2 separate regions of the Mus musculus genome follow, and region 1 is linked to region 2. The links are chromatin loops, found by intact Hi-C in ENCODE. Cell type or tissue: heart. All regions are shown on one strand.

Evidence for each region. A loop is a pair of places that touch in the nucleus more often than their neighbours do. Peaks named below come from ENCODE experiments on the same cell type or tissue, not always from the same donor. Only the 100,000 strongest peaks of a DNase experiment are listed, where the experiment ranks them.
Region 1: it touches region 2 in a loop (1.9-fold over the local background); 3 of 42 quality-filtered maps call a loop at or near these places.

The regions. Positions count from the first base shown.
Region 1 is chr9:114,839,831-114,847,830 of GRCm38, forward strand. It overlaps Cmtm8 (CKLF-like MARVEL transmembrane domain containing 8), which reads right to left and starts at 4,322. Exons shown (of 4, transcript NM_027294.2): 1 at 3,951-4,322. The coding sequence starts at 4,097. Gm30448 (a long non-coding RNA gene) reads right to left here. Exons shown (of 3, transcript XR_379920.3): 3 at 7,549-7,754. In heart, a CTCF peak has its summit at 4,456 (motif pointing left); DNase peaks (open chromatin) are centred at 3,241 and 4,521; H3K4me3 peaks cover 2,205 bases; H3K27ac peaks cover 1,439 bases.
Region 2 is chr9:114,909,458-114,917,457 of GRCm38, forward strand. It overlaps Gpd1l (glycerol-3-phosphate dehydrogenase 1-like), which reads right to left. Exons shown (of 8, transcript NM_175380.5): 3 at 7,524-7,664; 4 at 4,869-5,007; 5 at 1,419-1,531. Among named protein-coding and RNA genes, the nearest start is that of Gpd1l, 21 kb to the right of the region's middle. In heart, a CTCF peak has its summit at 3,939 (motif pointing right); a DNase peak (open chromatin) is centred at 4,024; H3K27ac peaks cover 721 bases.

The DNA.
Region 1 (8,000 bases), 70 kb before region 2:
ATACTACAGGCGAGCTGGCCTGAAGAGTACCTGGGGAGTCTCCTCCTCCAGTCACAGACACACCCTACGGAGTCTGGCTTTTCATTGGTTCTGGGAATCTGAATTCAGGTCATCACACGGTGTGTCACTTCAGGGGATCCTTAGCATCTTGAATTCCCACCGTCCTTCTAGCTTGCACATAAATGGCACACACTACCGATGACAACGTGAAGCAGTAGTTCACCTTCCAGTGCAGGGGTGAGGAGGAAACACTGGAAATCCTGCAAAACTCTCACAGCATCTGTCTTAGTTACAGTTTTACTGCTGTGAACAGACACCATGACCACGGCAACTCTCATTAGAACAACATGTAATTGGGGCTGGCTTACAGGTTCAGAGGTTCAGTCCATTATCATCAAGGTGGAAGCATGGCAGGATCCAGGCAGGCATGATGCAGGGGTTGTTGAGAGTTCTACATCTTCATCCAAAGGAAGCCAAGGAGCAGAGGGTCTTCCAAGAAGGGTCTCAAAGCCCACCCCCTCAGTGACACACTTCCTCTAACAAGGCCATACCTCTTGATAGTGCCACTCCCTGGGCCAAACATATTCAAACCACCACAGCATCCATGCAAATAAGGGATGGGCTTGGGGGACGGGGGACGGGGGACGGGGGAAGGTGGGGGGTACAGCTCAGTGCCCTTGCTTAGTTGTAATGAGGACTGGGAGTGGGTCCCAGCACCTACAAGGTAACAAGCTGGCAATGTGTGATCAGGTGAGAACACACACACCTGTAACCCAGGTTGGGAAGGCATGGAGGCAGGAGGACCACTGGCTTCTAGCCTAGCTAAGAAAATCACTGGCTTCTAGCCTAGTAAGCCCCTAGATTCAGGGAGAGACCCTGCTTCAAACAAGTAGAAGAGAGTGACAGAGGACATCTTCGTTCACACAGACATGCACACCCACCCACACGGATAAGTATACTTAAATAAATGTGTAACAGCAGGCCACAATGAAGAAAAAATATACAAGGATTTTTTTTTTAAAGTAGAAAGACAAGCTAGAGAGATGGTTCAGTGGTTAAGAACACTGGTTGCCCTTTCAGAGGTCCTGAGTTCAATTCCCAGCCACCACATGGTGGCTTACAACCATCTGTACTGGGACCCGATGTCTTCCTCTGGTATGTCTGAAGACAGTGACAATGTACTCACAGACATAAAACAAACAAATAAATCTTTTTTTAAAATGCTTTAAAGTGGGAAGACTAGAACAATAAACCAATTTTTAAAAATTTTAAAATGATATTTTCCTCATTTGAGAGAACACACGAGGTACTCTGTGTGCAGGAAGAGAGACCCTCACTTGAAGCCATGTCACTATGACAGTTATACAGAGAAAGAACGTTCCAATGGGATGGGGGAGACGAACTGGAATTAACCTTTTATTTTGAGATAGGGACTGGCACAGCACAGGCTGGCCTGGAACTTGTTATGCAACCAAGGATGACCTTGAATTCCTGACCCGCCTGCCTCTACTTCCATATAAGTTACCCTATGGCTCAGTTGTGAGGTGTTTGCCAAGTCATAGGTTAACTGGTACTGGTCTAACCCAAGCCATATAATGGCTATCATGGAAGACAGGCAGGGCTGAACTTCCATGGTCCACGTATTGCTTTTCTATTGCTGTGATAAAGCAACTTGTAGAAGAGTTTGTTAGGGCTTATGGCTCCAGAAGGGTAGACCCCGTAAAGACAGAGCTAAGGTGATGGCAGAGGCAGGAAGTTTGAGGGCTCACTTTTTTTTTTAAGACTTATTTTTATTTTATTTATATGAATACACGGTAGCTATCAAAAGAAGGCATTGGATCCCAGTAGAGATAGTTGTGAGACACCATGTGGTTGCTGAGAATTGAACTCAGGACCTCTGGAAGAGCAGCCAATGCTCTTAACTGCTGACCCACCTCTTCAGCCCCGAGGACCCACATCTTAAACTACAAGCAGAAAGAGAAAGAGTGCATTGGGAATGGCCCCAGGCTAAAGCTTGCCTCCAGTGCTTCCTGCAACAAGGCCACACCTCCTAAGACTCCCCCAGCAGTGCCATTAGTTTGGGACCAAAAAATAAGGTAGAGGGTTGGTCAGATAGCTCCATGGATAAAAAAGGTGTTTGCCACCAATCCTGACAGTGTCCTTCAAATCCCAGAGGCAACTTGGCAGAAGGACACAATAGACTGCCATAAGTTGTCTTCTGATCTCCACAGGCCACGTCCCCCTCCCAAGTAAAGAAGGGGAATATGAACATAGCCACACATGCCCATGCACACACATACACCAACCCCAAAAACTGTATGGGGGAGCTCCCTGCAGCCTATAGAGCCATGTGAACACATCAACAGTAGTTCACCTTAGTGATGGGACGAAGGGTCCTTGACAGTTCTATCGCTTTCATATTCTCTGAAGGTATGTAACAGAGAGCACGTGGGCAGCAAACACACCAACACAAGGTGGTGGTGGTCTGAGCCACCCCACAGAAGCCCCAACTCAGTCACTTGAGCGTCTATTTGCTTTTCTGAAGCGGGAGAGCCAGCCAACTCCCTCACTCACACAGCAAATATTTGTTGAGCTCTTTAACGCCAGGCCAGGCCTTGCACTGTGACTGTAATACTTAGGGCTATTTAATAGGGCTGCAAATACCCTTGGGGCTGCCTGGGCCAACCATTTTGGAGATGAGCTAAGCTAACACTTTCCCAACTTTCCGTGGAAGCTGATTGGGTGGGTCTGGGGTGGATCTGCGCCTTGAGTCAGCAAGCTCCCGGGATCCACACAGGGGCTGCTGAAGGTTTCTCAGAGGGTCCATGCACACTCAACCACTGTACAACACGATCTCCGCCCCCATTCTCTAGCTTTCCTATGGGCTGGATTTCAGTTTCACAAATGCTTCCTTGGGTCTGAGATGCAACAGAAGGGGGACTCCTATTTAGACTGTGGGAGTCGACGCTCCTTAGCAGGTAGGAGCAGGGAGCAAGAAAAGGGCAGACATAGGTTTGAATCTCAGCTCTGCCAACAAGTGTAAACTTCCGTCCAGTCTCTGACTCAGTTTCCTCGCGTGTAAAATAAGCTTACTTGCAACCACCTTCAAGGGAGAGCGCATCAGGGCCTACACAAACTTAGAAGCTCCTCCAGGACTGACACCCTGGTAGAGGGCGAGGACAATAGATAGTGGCCTCCACCAGTAGTCAACAGAACTCCAGGCGGAAGGCCTGGCTTCCCAGGAACAGCACGTACAAGTCCTGCCTCCCTCCCGGGCACTTGCCCAGCCCCCACCAGGATGTGCTCAGTCCGTACAGCGGCCCTCAAGGGCTTAAAGAGGTTGAGATTCTCAGATTTATTCAGGGAAATGTTCTTGATTCATCTGTATTTGACCACAGGAAGTTAATTACTCAGAAGTTCTCTCCTTTATAACTTTTAATAGGAAAACTTTTAAAACTGGGGGTGCGGCTCAGCGATAGAGCATCCGACTGGCACGTGAAGCTCTGAGTTCCAGACCAGCACTTTGGAAGGGTCAGTTTGATAACAAACAAACAAACAAACAAACAAAAACGTTGTTTTTTAGGGACCCCTGCACGTGGAGATCAGGTGAGGTAGGCCCTAAGTATTCCAGACACCCATTATCTATAAACGCCCACCAAAGTATCCGGCTCCCGGGAAAGACCACCATCCTTCGAATGAAAACAGCAAGCTGTGAGTTACCTCCCACAGCAGACATCCTGAGGGTCACAACCCTGGTTCCCAAGGGAGCCTCAGGTGAAAGAACCTGAATGTGAGTTTTGCACTTTACAAAGAAGTCGAAGCTCAAGAGTGTTCCCGGAGCCCGCGGGAAGACCGGAGCCAGCTCGGTGGGCGGAGCTGGAGGCGCGCGAGCTAGCCGAGTCCACCTGCCTCCCTCCGCCCGGCCCAGCCCGGCCCGGCCCGACACTTACGATCTCGGCTACGATCAGGAGCCCCGGCGGGGTACGGAGGAACTCTCGGTCGTAAGCGAAGCTGCTGCTGGTGGTGGAGAAGTTCTCCGCAAAGGAGCTGGTAGTGGTGGTGACCGTGTGCGAGCGCGCGCGCTGCTGCTCTTCCATCGTCGCCCCGGGAGCTGGCCCGGGTCCCCGAGGACCCTACCCCCACCCAATGAGTTCCCTGGGCTCAGGATCGCGGGCCAGGGAATCGCGGATGATGGGAGGCGGGCAAACCCGGGTGATCTCCAGGGTCAGGTCCGCAAGTGTCCCAACACCTCGGCGAGCGCACTCTGGGTCTGCTCGGAGACCCGGGAACGGGATCGCTGGCGACCGGTGGCAGTGGACTGCGGGGGAGGGGAGAGAAGAGGAGGGGCGTAGACTGGGCGGGTGAGGGCGGGCACTCCAGGACCTCCCCTCGGGGGCGCCGCCGCGCGGCCACAGCACCTGTCTCCCAGGGACTGAGAGCTCTCGGGGGTGCAGGGACGCGTACCGGATCGCTAAGGGTGAGCGGCACCTCCTGGTCACACTCCTTCTAGCTCGAGCCACAATTAGGCTCCGCCCACCTAGGGCCACCAGACTTGGACCAGCTTCCTCCCACCTGGCTGGACTAGCAGCAGGGCCTCTTAAGGAAACTCAGGCCTCTAGGGACGTGGCCGCTCCAGGACTACAGGCGGTTGGGGGAGGGAGGCTAGAATTGTGACCTAACCAGACCTTAAACCAGGGATCGATGTGAGGCCGCTTGGACAGCCCTCACCCACTCCGCTGCAGCCGTCACCAAAGCCGGCGCTGTTTCCTGCCCCTCCTGTCCGGAACAATTTGAGGAACCAACTTAATCGCCGGGGAGTGAGAGCGAGAGGCTTCTAGGCGCTCTCCACAACTTTGGCGGAGACTAGCTGGATTGTGGAGAGGAAGATGGAAAGTGGGGGAGATGTTCGGGATTCCTGGTCAAGATGTATCAATATGACAGATCTCATTAGCTTTGGGGGGGGGGGGGCTTGTTTCAAACTTGAATGGAACCGTCTGTGCAAAGTGATGTTTATGACAAGCTAGTTGTGCTTCCCGGGGTCAGGGAGGAGGGGTGGACATCTCCTTGCGTGGGCAGCTGTGTGCCAGTCAGGTGAGTGCTGCGCAGAACCCTGGGTACTTGTGTAATTAGCATGAAGTTATTGGTTCTGCTTTACTGGACCTCAGTGCTACCACCCGTGTTTCAAGACGGACTTTGATGGACGATGGACATTTGGCTAAAATGATCTGCTTCCATGTGCCTGTCCTCCTCTTGTTTTGTGAAGAGTGACAAGAGACAATTCATCTGAACCCACCAAGTGGGCTTTGATTCGAAGTGAAGGCATATCAGATTTTAAAAGTTGTCAGAAAGTGTATCCTATTGGTGGATCCGAAAAGAAAGCACAAAGAACAAGCTAATAGAAGGAGTTAGTTTATGGGAGATGGTGGCTCACACATTTAATCCTAGCACTCAGGAGGCAGAGGCAGGCAGATCTCTGAGTTCCAGACCAGCCTGGTCTACAGAGTGAGTTCGAAGACAGCCAGAGATACACAGAGAAACCCTGATTTGAAAAAACAAACAAACAAACAAACAAACAAAAACATCTTTTTAACCTGGGTGGTGGTGTTGCAAGCCTTTAATCCTAGCCTGGAGAGGTAGAGGTTTGAGGCCAGCCTGGTCTACAGAGTGAGTTCCAGGACAGCCAGAGATACACAGAGAAACCCTGTCTTGGGGGTGGGGTGGGGGCGGGGAGAGTTTAAACCTGGGTCCTCCCTAGGAAAACTCTAGGGTAAAGTGTTTCAAGAATATGCCAACAGTTTCAGTGTGGTGGCTCATACTGATAATTTCATCACTGGGGGAGCTGAGGCAGGAGGATAGAGTTCAAAGCTAGCCTAAAGTTACAGGGTAAGGGGCTGGTGAGATGGCTCAGTGGTTAAGAGCGCCGACTGCTCTTCTGAGGGTCCCGAGTTCAAATCCCAGCAGCCACATGGTGGCTCACAACCATCCATAACTAAATCTGATGCCCTCTTCTGGAGTGTCTTCAGACAGCTACAGTATACTTACCTATAATAATAAATAAATCTTAAAAAAAAAAAGTAAAGTTACAGGGTGAGACCCTGTCTGAAATAATAGTCTGTGCTACATAGTGAGCTCAGCCTAGATACAGAAACCCTATCTAGAAATACATAGTTCAAGGTCATATTGGGATCCATAGAGGGTTTGAGGCCAGGCTGGGCTACATAGTGAGACCCAGTCTCTCCTCCCACCACCAATGAAAAAAAAATTTTTTTCCTTGAGGTAGGCACCTGCCACCCATGATAACAAGTAGTTCTGGGATTAAAGGCATAGACCACTACTTCTTTCTTTCTTTCTTTCTTTCTTTCTTTCTTTCTTTCTTTCTTTCTTTCTTTCTTTCTTTCTTTCTGTTTCATGTGCATGGTAGTGTCTGATCCCCTGGAACTGCGGTTACAGACCTTGTGGGCTGCAGTTTGGGTGCTGGAAATTAAACTCACATCCTCTGAAAGAGTAGTCAGTGTTCTTAACCACTGAGCCACCTTTCCAGCTTCCGGAATTCAAGTTTTAGACCCCACTGTAGACCAAACCACTGAGGACAGAGCTAGGAAGCTGTATGGGAATGAGCCTCCAAAAACCAAGTGCTCAGAGAAATTGCTCAAGTGGCTGGAAGTGAGAGACAGGGGAGTCTGGAGGAGCCTAAGGCAACACATACCCAATACTGAAGACTTGAAGTCTCAGCGATTCTACTCATAATACAAAGGACACTCCCTTTCTGAGACCCCTGGGGCAGGATGGTTTTCAGGAGTCTGGCTTTTCTTTACTTTGGGAAGGTACACTAAGTGACTGGAGAGATGACCCAGGCACTAAGAGCGACACTGCTTTTACTGAAGAGCGGAGTTGGGTTCCCAGCACCCATGTCAAGCAGTTCATGACCACCTGCAGCTCTAACTCCAGCGGATCCAACGCCCTCTTCTGGATTCCTCAGGCACCTGCACCTCACATTCACTCAACAAAGACACAGATGTGTACATAAAGATAAATCTTTAAAAAGTAAAATAAGTATATATGCCATTTTCTTTGTGTGTGTGCACACATGTGGGGCATGAGTGTGTGTGCATATATGTGTGTGGGGGTGAATGTGTGTAGGGGGTGAGTGTGTGGGAGTGAGTGCGTGTGTAAAGGCCAGAGGAAGACATTCAGTGTTGTATTCTGTCACTGTGTCAGGGTCTGCCACTGATCTTGGAGCTAGGCCGGCATCCAGCAAACCCCAGTGGCCCTCCTGTATCCACCTCTGATGGCTCTGGAGTTAAAGACAAGTTTGTGATCAGACCTGGCTTTTTATATGAATGCTGGGGGTTTGAACTCATGACCTCAGGCTTATGCAGCAAGTTCTCTTCTCCACTGCCCACCTCCCCAGCTCCAACAGATGCACATACAGTGTATGATTCTGTGCAAGGTCCCAGTCAATTGTACTAATTTTCTGTAGTGGGACTATGTTTGTGTTGGATTATCTATCACAGTACTACAATGATTCTGAACACCAACAGCTTCAAATCACCATTTTATTTGCCCAGGAAACTGTTGACTATGAATTGCAGCTAGGCTTGGCAGGCAGGAGTTGGAGGCATGCTCACATCTGGGAACTGGCCGGACTAGGTAATTGAGAAGGTATCCCTCCCATAGACGCTACACTCACTGGGCTTGCTTTTCCACGAAGCTGGACTCTCTTGCAGCATGGTGGGCTCTGCAGCTGCTGGCTACTAAGAGGGGCAAAAGAGATACATTAGTTATTTTTCTTGTTGCTTCAAGTCCCTGACAATGGCAACTTAAAGAAGGAAGGGCTCACTGGGGTTCACAGTTTGAGAAGGATACAGTAGCCATAACTGGAGAGGTCTGTTGTCAGGAACATGTTGCAGCTGGCCATACTTATCCACAGTCAGGAAGCCGAGAGAGGAGTGTGTGTGTGTGTGTGTGTGTGTGTGTGTGTGTGTGTGATACTCAGTTGG
Region 2 (8,000 bases):
CGTGCAGGAACACACACATACACATAAATAAAAATCAAATAAATGGGGGTTGAAGAGATGGCTCAGTGGTTAAGAACACTTGCTGCTCTTCCAGAGGACTTGAGTTCAATTCCTGGCACCCGGGTCAGGTGACTCACAACCACCTGAAACCTATGGGGAATCCAGAGCTGCCTCCTGGCTTCCGTGAGCATTCACACCCATGTGCCCATACTCAGACTGACACACATGAATAAGAAACAAAATCTGAAAATTTATCAAATAAACTACAATTTGGGGCCAAAGTTCTAAGTCCTAAGCAGCAGCTGCTCTAGCACAGGACCTGGGTTCAGTTCCCAGCACCCACACGTCTATAGCAGTGAGTTTGGGTTGCATCGCTTTGGCCCCCACACCCACCCAGGAGCTATCTGGATTATGAAAGATGCACACATGCCAGCTAATTTTAAAATGCCTTAGCTACCTCAAAGGTTAGGTACTCCTAAACCTTCTCCTGCTATCCCAGGCCCAACTGGGGAAGTGGCCTGTGGGTAAGAATTACCCAGAATTCATACGTGGCTCCTTGGCTTTATCTCCTGTAGCTCCCATCATTTCATGGTGATTCTCCTCAACACCCCCACCCAATGTCCTAGCCCAAGCAAATCCTGGGGTCCCACCCCATCTGCCTTTGCCCAGTCATTGGCCACTGGCATCTTTATTGATCAGAAACTAACTGGGGACAAGGACCTTTAGTGTTTGGACATGCAGATTCCTGAATGAATCAAAGCATTAGATTCTCCAACTCAACAATTCACAACCACCCATAACTCCTGTTCAAGGAGGACTGATGTGATCTTTGACCTCTCTGGGGAGCAGGCATGCATGTGACACACATATGTACATGGCAAGCAAAGCATGCACACAGATAAAAAGCATCTAAACACAATTTTAAAAGATCACAGCTCACTGATATTTATAAATAAAAGAGACAGAGGCCCCGCCTCGGAAGGGGCAACGAGGCACCCAAGAGCAAGGCTTGCTCTTTTTCACGGGTGCCTATGTCAAGTGCGTATAGCTCAGCTGCAGAGATGGCCCAGGGGGAAAGCACCTGTCACGCAAGACTGAATTAAACCCAGAACCCAGGTCAGATTGGACACGGCAGGAGAGGGGTGATGAAAAAGAATCACAGAAGGCTATGGGCTAGCCTGGTGTACCTGAGGGTGAGCGGCAAAGAAACCCTGTCTCAAACAAAGTGGAAGTCAAGGAACACACTGGAGATGGGTCTCTGACGCGCGCACACACACACACACACACCTGAACCAACACACCAGCCAGTCAAAACAGTTAACTCTCCCATGTTAGACTACTGACACTGGTCTAGCCTCAGTACCTCCACGTCAGACAGCTAACACTAGCCTAAGTACCTCCTTCCCTGGGTGGGATACCTTAAGAGCACCGCAAAGCTCCACGGTGTCTGCATCGTCTACCACAGTGATTCTGAAGTTGGGCGTCTGCAGCAGCTCTTTGAAGAGAAGGCCGTTCTGCATCACTTTGCTGCCTGTAGGAGAGCAGACGATTGATTAGTGATGTCCCTGTGCCCACTTCTATACCTGGTAGAGGTCTAGAGCATAACTTTTTCTTTTTTTTTAGATTTACTTATTATTATATGTAAGTACACTGTAGCTGTCTTCAGACACACTAGAAGAGGGCGTCAGATCTCATTATAGATGGTTGTGAGCCACCATGTGGTTGCTGGGATTTTAACTCAGGACCTTCGGAAGAGCATGGGAGCTTCACACACACACACACACACACACACAGGGATAGAAGGCACATAGCTATGGACACACAACCTCAGCTCTCACGTCTAAGTGAATGACAGTTTCGGTGAGTGACTATGACCTGGAACACAGATTCAGGCTGCCCCAGATACCATGCTCCACCATGGCAATAGGCTCGTCAGCCTGTTATAGCCAAGAGTCCAAGCTCTTTTCAATACACTGCTGGGAACATCAAGAGGGTTTACAACAGTGGGGAAAGCTCTGTTACAGGTTCCCAATGCCACCTGGAGATGTCCTTAGCTTTTGGGTTGGTAGACACCAGTGTCTGTTAAGTTGATACATTTCAAAAGGTTTTACCAGGATGTTAGAGCAGACACACAGGTGGCTAGCACTCGGCTGGAAAGGGGGCTAAAGATAGACCAAGATGATTGGATCTGTAACACCAAGTCTCCACTGAGTTCGATCGCCTTGTGGAATCTTTTTAAGGTGTGATTTCTTTTAAGGGTGAACCTTAGTTCAGATAACAGAAATGGAGCCCATGGAACGGTGGAAGAAAACCAGCTCTTCAGAGAGTTGTTCTGACCTCAACATGTGTGCTTGCTGCGAACACTAACTCTTCACAATACTAATTAGCTGATTTTGAAAAAAAATTAAGCCCTGCATTTAAAATTTATCAAAAATGAAAAGGTTTTCTCGAAATGGAATGTAAGATCCATGTGTTTTAGAGTGTGCCGTCCACAAATGTTGGAGGATGGGCATTCCGTCAAGAAGATGTGTGTGGTCCCCCTCCCTCTGCAGCTTGCTGGATTGGATGCCCCTTGGCTTTCATGCACTCAGCTCCTTTTATTCTTTTTTGTGTGTTTTGGACGTCTTTGATTTAACAGTAGAAGCAGCCTGATAGGATGACACGCCTTTAATCCCAGCAATCTGGAGGCAGAGGCAGGTGGACCTCTATGAAATGGAGGCCAGCCTGATCTGTATAGTGAGACCCTGTCTCAAAAAACTGAAATAAGCCAGACCACAAAGAATCAGTCCTGATGATGGATATGTTGCATGAGACCACAGTATCTGTGGAGCTGATACAAAAGCCACCATGAGGTTATCCTGGGCTACACTAGGAAACTGCTCTCAGAAATACCAAACATGCCAGGCAGTGGTGGTGGCACACACCTTTAATCCCAGCACTTGGGAGGCAGAGGCAGGTGGATTTCTGAGTTTGAGGCCAGCCTGACCTATAGAGACAGCCAGGGCAGCCAAGGCTACACAGAGAAACCCTGACTTGAAAAACCAAAAAAGGAAAAGAAAAAGAAAAAGAAAGAAAAGAAAAAGAGGAAGAAATACCAAACACAACAATAGCAACAAAGTAAAAACAAACCAAAGCAAAACCTTAACCATTATGCCTGCCATGAAATCTGTGGCTGGTGGGGTGCAGGTGGGTTAGGTGAACCCTTCCTGGGTTCTAAACTCAGGACTTTAAGGCTTTCTAGGTAAATGCTGCCCTCAAGCCAGCAGCAACTCTCAGGACACCAGAAGGGACTCTGGCCCCAGGCTCTGCCTGCCTCCAGGTGGGAGGCCAGCTGCTCCCATGACTGCCCGCACACACTACCACCCGGGAGCTTTAAAAACACTCGAAACCAGGCCACAGCTCAGACCTATTAAATCACAGCTCTGGAGTGGAGCAGCGTGGCTCGTTTGTGAGGCTCCCCAGGTGACTCGGATAGCAGCCAAGTTTGTAGATCTTTGATTTAACCTCCTCCAGCTCCCCCTGAGGAAAAAAACACTCGGCCCTCTCAGGCTGGCTGCAAAGTTAAGTAAGGAAGGATCTGAAAGAAAACAGTCTTGGTGGGGACAGGGCTAGGGCCCCATAATTACAAAGTCAGCTGACATTTGCTAGTTGTGCTTGTGTGTGTTCACATGAAGAGTGTGTGAATGTGCGTGTCTTATCTGTGCAAGGTGCTCACTTGTGCGTGTGGAGGTGGTCATCGATGCCAACCCATCCCCACTCCATATGATTTTTCAGATCACATAACGTCAGGAACAATGTTAGCTGTCTAGGTGTGTGGACCTTGCAGGACTTCTGTGAATGAATATGGGATCATTTTCGCTTAAGAGAGCACTACGACTTATCTATCACTGGCTTTGTCAAATCAGGAGCACGAAAGGAGTGTTCACCACAAGGGGGCAGCAGATTCTTGACGACAGCATTGCCATCTGGTGCTCTAAATTATCCTGATTTTCTCCTCCAGAGAATTCTGGACTCGGGACAGAGACTTACGACTTTACAGTTAAAACCGCAGCTGTTCCTTAATGTCACCAACCCAGAGACCAGGAGGTGGGGGTGTAGCTCAGTGAACTTACTTGAGGACTGAGTTCAATTCCCAGGAGCCATGTCAGCCATGTTAAACCTGCCACTAAATCCAGCTCCAGAAGTGTCCTACATCTCTGGCTTCTAGGGGCAGCTGCATTAAGTGTATATAGCCCCTCCATGTACATACAGATGTCTCTGAAGGCACGGAGGCCAGAAGTCAATAGTAAGTGTCTTCCTCAGTAACTCATATCCATATTGTTATTTTTACATGTTTTATTTATTTATAAATGTGTATATACCTAGTGCCCATGGAGGCCAGGAAAGGGCATTGGATCCCCTCGAACCGAAGTTACAGGCATTTCTGAGCCTCCATATAGATGCTGAGAGTTAAACCAAGCTCTTCTACAAGAACAAGTGCTGAGCCATCTCTCCTGCACCTCCAGTGGTTTTCAGAAGCAGGGTCTCTCATGGAACCTGCAGCTCACTGACTGGTGAGGCTAGTTGTCCAGCAAACCGCTGGCATCCTCCAGTTCCCACCTCCCAGCTCTGGGATTACAGGCAACCAGTGCTGTGGCAGCTTTTTCTAGGGATCTGGACTCATGTCCTCACGCAGCAGACACTTTATCTATTGAACCATCTCCCCAGCGCCCCATGGAGGATTACAGGCCTGAGTTTATTTATAGGCAGGCCATGTGCAGCATATGAGGCCCTGAGCCCCCAGCCAGAGCTGGGAAGAACCAAGTGGGGACAGGAACAGCTCTCCCTAAGCACCCAGCACGGCCGGGGCCCTCCCTCTGCAGGCTCACCAATGGTGGTCTCGCAGAACTTCTCCGCAGCGACCTCACTGGCGATGTTGGCCCCCATCAGCACACTGATGTCGATCCCCATCTTCTCTCGGATGATGTCGGAGATTAGCTTCAGCCCGTCGGGGCCCTCATCTATGCCCTAGAGGGGTTCAGATGAGTCAGGGGAGGCTTGCAAATCAATTAGGTAAAAGGCAGTTGTTCTGTAAGTAATCATAGTTGGACGTGGGGACTCACGCCTGTGATTCCACCGTACCTGTAATCCAGGAGGACTGCATGGAGTCCAGGACCAGCCTTGGCCACATAGAAAGTTGGAAGTCAGCCTGGGCTACAGAGTGAAACTTTCTATCAAGCACAGAGGACAGAATGAAGCAACTTGCTTTGGGTAAGATGGTGTGTGTGTTGGAGGGGTGGGCACAGAAGTGTCTGTGTTCGCTGATAAGCACTAGGGTACCAGGAATATTAAACGCACAGGGATATCTCAAAGGGAGAGACACATAACCTATTTTCCATTGAGATGGCTGGGAAGAGATGTGGTTAGTAGCCTGGTGACCTTTGACCCCAGGTCCTCTACCACACCCTTACCAGGAGCTTGCTTTTCTCAATCAATCTATAGAATCCATCTTTATGGGCGATGTCACATGTGTTTTACAAAGTTTTGACGTCAAGTCTTATGTTTTGTTGTACACATGCGATTGAGTTCATTATCACCAGGAAGTTTTTTCATCCAATCCTGCTGTGCTTAAATATGCCTAAAATAAACCACCACTGAATCCTACTCCAGACTGCCCTCTTATCTCTTGACACTTGGCTGGCCATGGTGTTTGAGGAGACCTCTCCCCTCAACACTGTTAAGGTTGCTTTGCAGAATGGGAGCTCTGGCCTGGAAGGCCCTGAGAGCACACAGACCCGTGGCACCTGCCAGGGCTCTGGCGGCTCCCACTGATAAGGAGCAGATTCTGGGATATTGGGGAGGTCACAATTGCTGTCATATGCTAACCCCAAAGTCAGCTTCAGGCACCAAGGACAGCCCCAGTTTAGTTACGTCCATTATCGACAGTGAATAGTACGTGGCTTCTGTGAGGTGGAGATGCTGTGTGTGTGTGTGGGTGGGTGGGGGGGCCTCTCTCCATGTTCCTCTTTTTCTCCTTACCCTCCTCCCAGCTGACAGAACAGCCATCCTGAATGTCTTCATCGCCTCACACAATTTTCTCTTATTCATTTTTAAGTGTTTTGCCTGTGAGCATGACTGTCTACCACGTGTGTGCAGTTCCCAAGAAGGCTGTAATCCAGGAGGACTGCATGGAGTCCAGGGCCAGCCTTGGCCACATAGAAAGTTGGAAGTCAGCCTGGGCTACAGAGTGAAACTTTCTATTAAGCACAGAGGACAGAATGAAGCAACTTGCTTTGGGTAAGATGGTGTGTGTGTTGGGCGGGGGTGGGCATCAGGTTTCCCTGGAATTGGGATTAAAGACAGGCACCTCCTGGTGGGTGCTAGGAAGAAAACTTTAGCCCTCGGCAAGAGCAATGAGTGCCCTTAACCACTGAGCCACCTCTCCAGTCCACCCCTCGATTCTTGATCATTTTATCACATGTAACTGTCCCACCATAACGTGACACTAGTGTGCCCATCTTCGAAAGCTGATGATGAACAGCACCGCAATGTTCATCTACACGGTTTGGCTCGGCGCTGCATAACTAGGTTAGAAACTCGCATACACGGACACATGTGTGTTGACTCTTCTCTGTTCCCTGACGCAAGGACTTCCAAAATGAAAAGTTCAGAATCCATTATTATGACAGACCCCACCACTAGCTGTGCGGTAAAGTTTGTGGGTTTGATTTTGGAAGTCTAGATGAAGAAACCATGTACCTATAAGAGTACCTAGAAAATCAATTAACTGAAGGGAAGAAACCTTTCAGCTGGAGATGAAAATGAGTAAAAACACTGCAACCACCGGGCGTGGTGGCACACGCCTTTAATCCCAGCACTTGGGAGGCAGAGGCAGGCGGATTTCTGAGTTGGAGGCCAACCTGGTCTTACAGAGTGAGTTCCAGGACAGCCAGGGCTATACAGAGAAACCCTGTCTCAAAAAACCAAAAAAAAAAAAACCACCCAAAACCAAAACAAAAAATCCCCCAAAACACCGCAACTTTCCCACCTGTGGTGCCACCTGAATGTTGGAGATAAACTAAGAGAGAAACAGCTGTCCTGAAAATGGTGGCACCATCTCCTGGGCCAGAGTCCCAGGCTGAATAAGAAATTAAAGAGGCCGGGGAGAGATATCGCTCAGTGCTGAGTGCTCGCCGGGCAGGCACAAGGTAATGAGCGCCAGCATCCATCACAGCACAAAACGAAACAATGAAAACTCGGCAAGCCAGCTGATGCCACGTTCCACAGTCTCGGCCTCGTGGTCTGTGAGCTGGCAGCTGCCCTCAGCCAGGCCTGCCTGGTCTCCCTGGCCATAATGGGCCATCTTGCCTCAAACAGTGAGCCAAAATCAACCTCTCTCCACTGATGTTGCTTCCTGTCATGTGTTTAGTCATGGCTGGTGAGAAAGATGCCCGATATACTTCAAATAAAGGAAAGAGGACATGAACTCAGGAGGAACCAGGTCCCAGGACCCGCCTAGTCCTCCGCTCTGCGCGCCTACCTACCTTGATGAGGGTGATCCCCAGGGCCTTCTCGGGCACCCTGCCCGTGATCTCATCGCAGATCTTGTGGATGAACTGGTGAGGGATGACGAACACCAGCAGGTCCGCGTCCTGCACGGCTTCGCTGAGGTTTGGGACAGCGACCTGCAAAGTGGGGAGACAGACAACACCTGCAGAAATTCCATCAGTCCGTACCCTCGCCCCTTCACAATACATGCTGCCATGAGGTACCGCCATCTCCACCCCCACTCTTTCTAGAAGGACCCTGATGTGTCCTTAATTTTTGCTAAAATTTTTAAATTATGCCTTAGTTTTATTGACTGGTGTGTGTGTGTGTGTGTGTGTGTGTGTGTGTGTGTGTAAACATGCATGCATGTGGACGTCAGAGGGCAGCTTGGCTCTCTCCTCTCTGTCCGACCTCGGGAGCAAACTCAGGTAATCAAGCTTGTGTGCAGATGCCGTCAGCCACTGAACATCTTA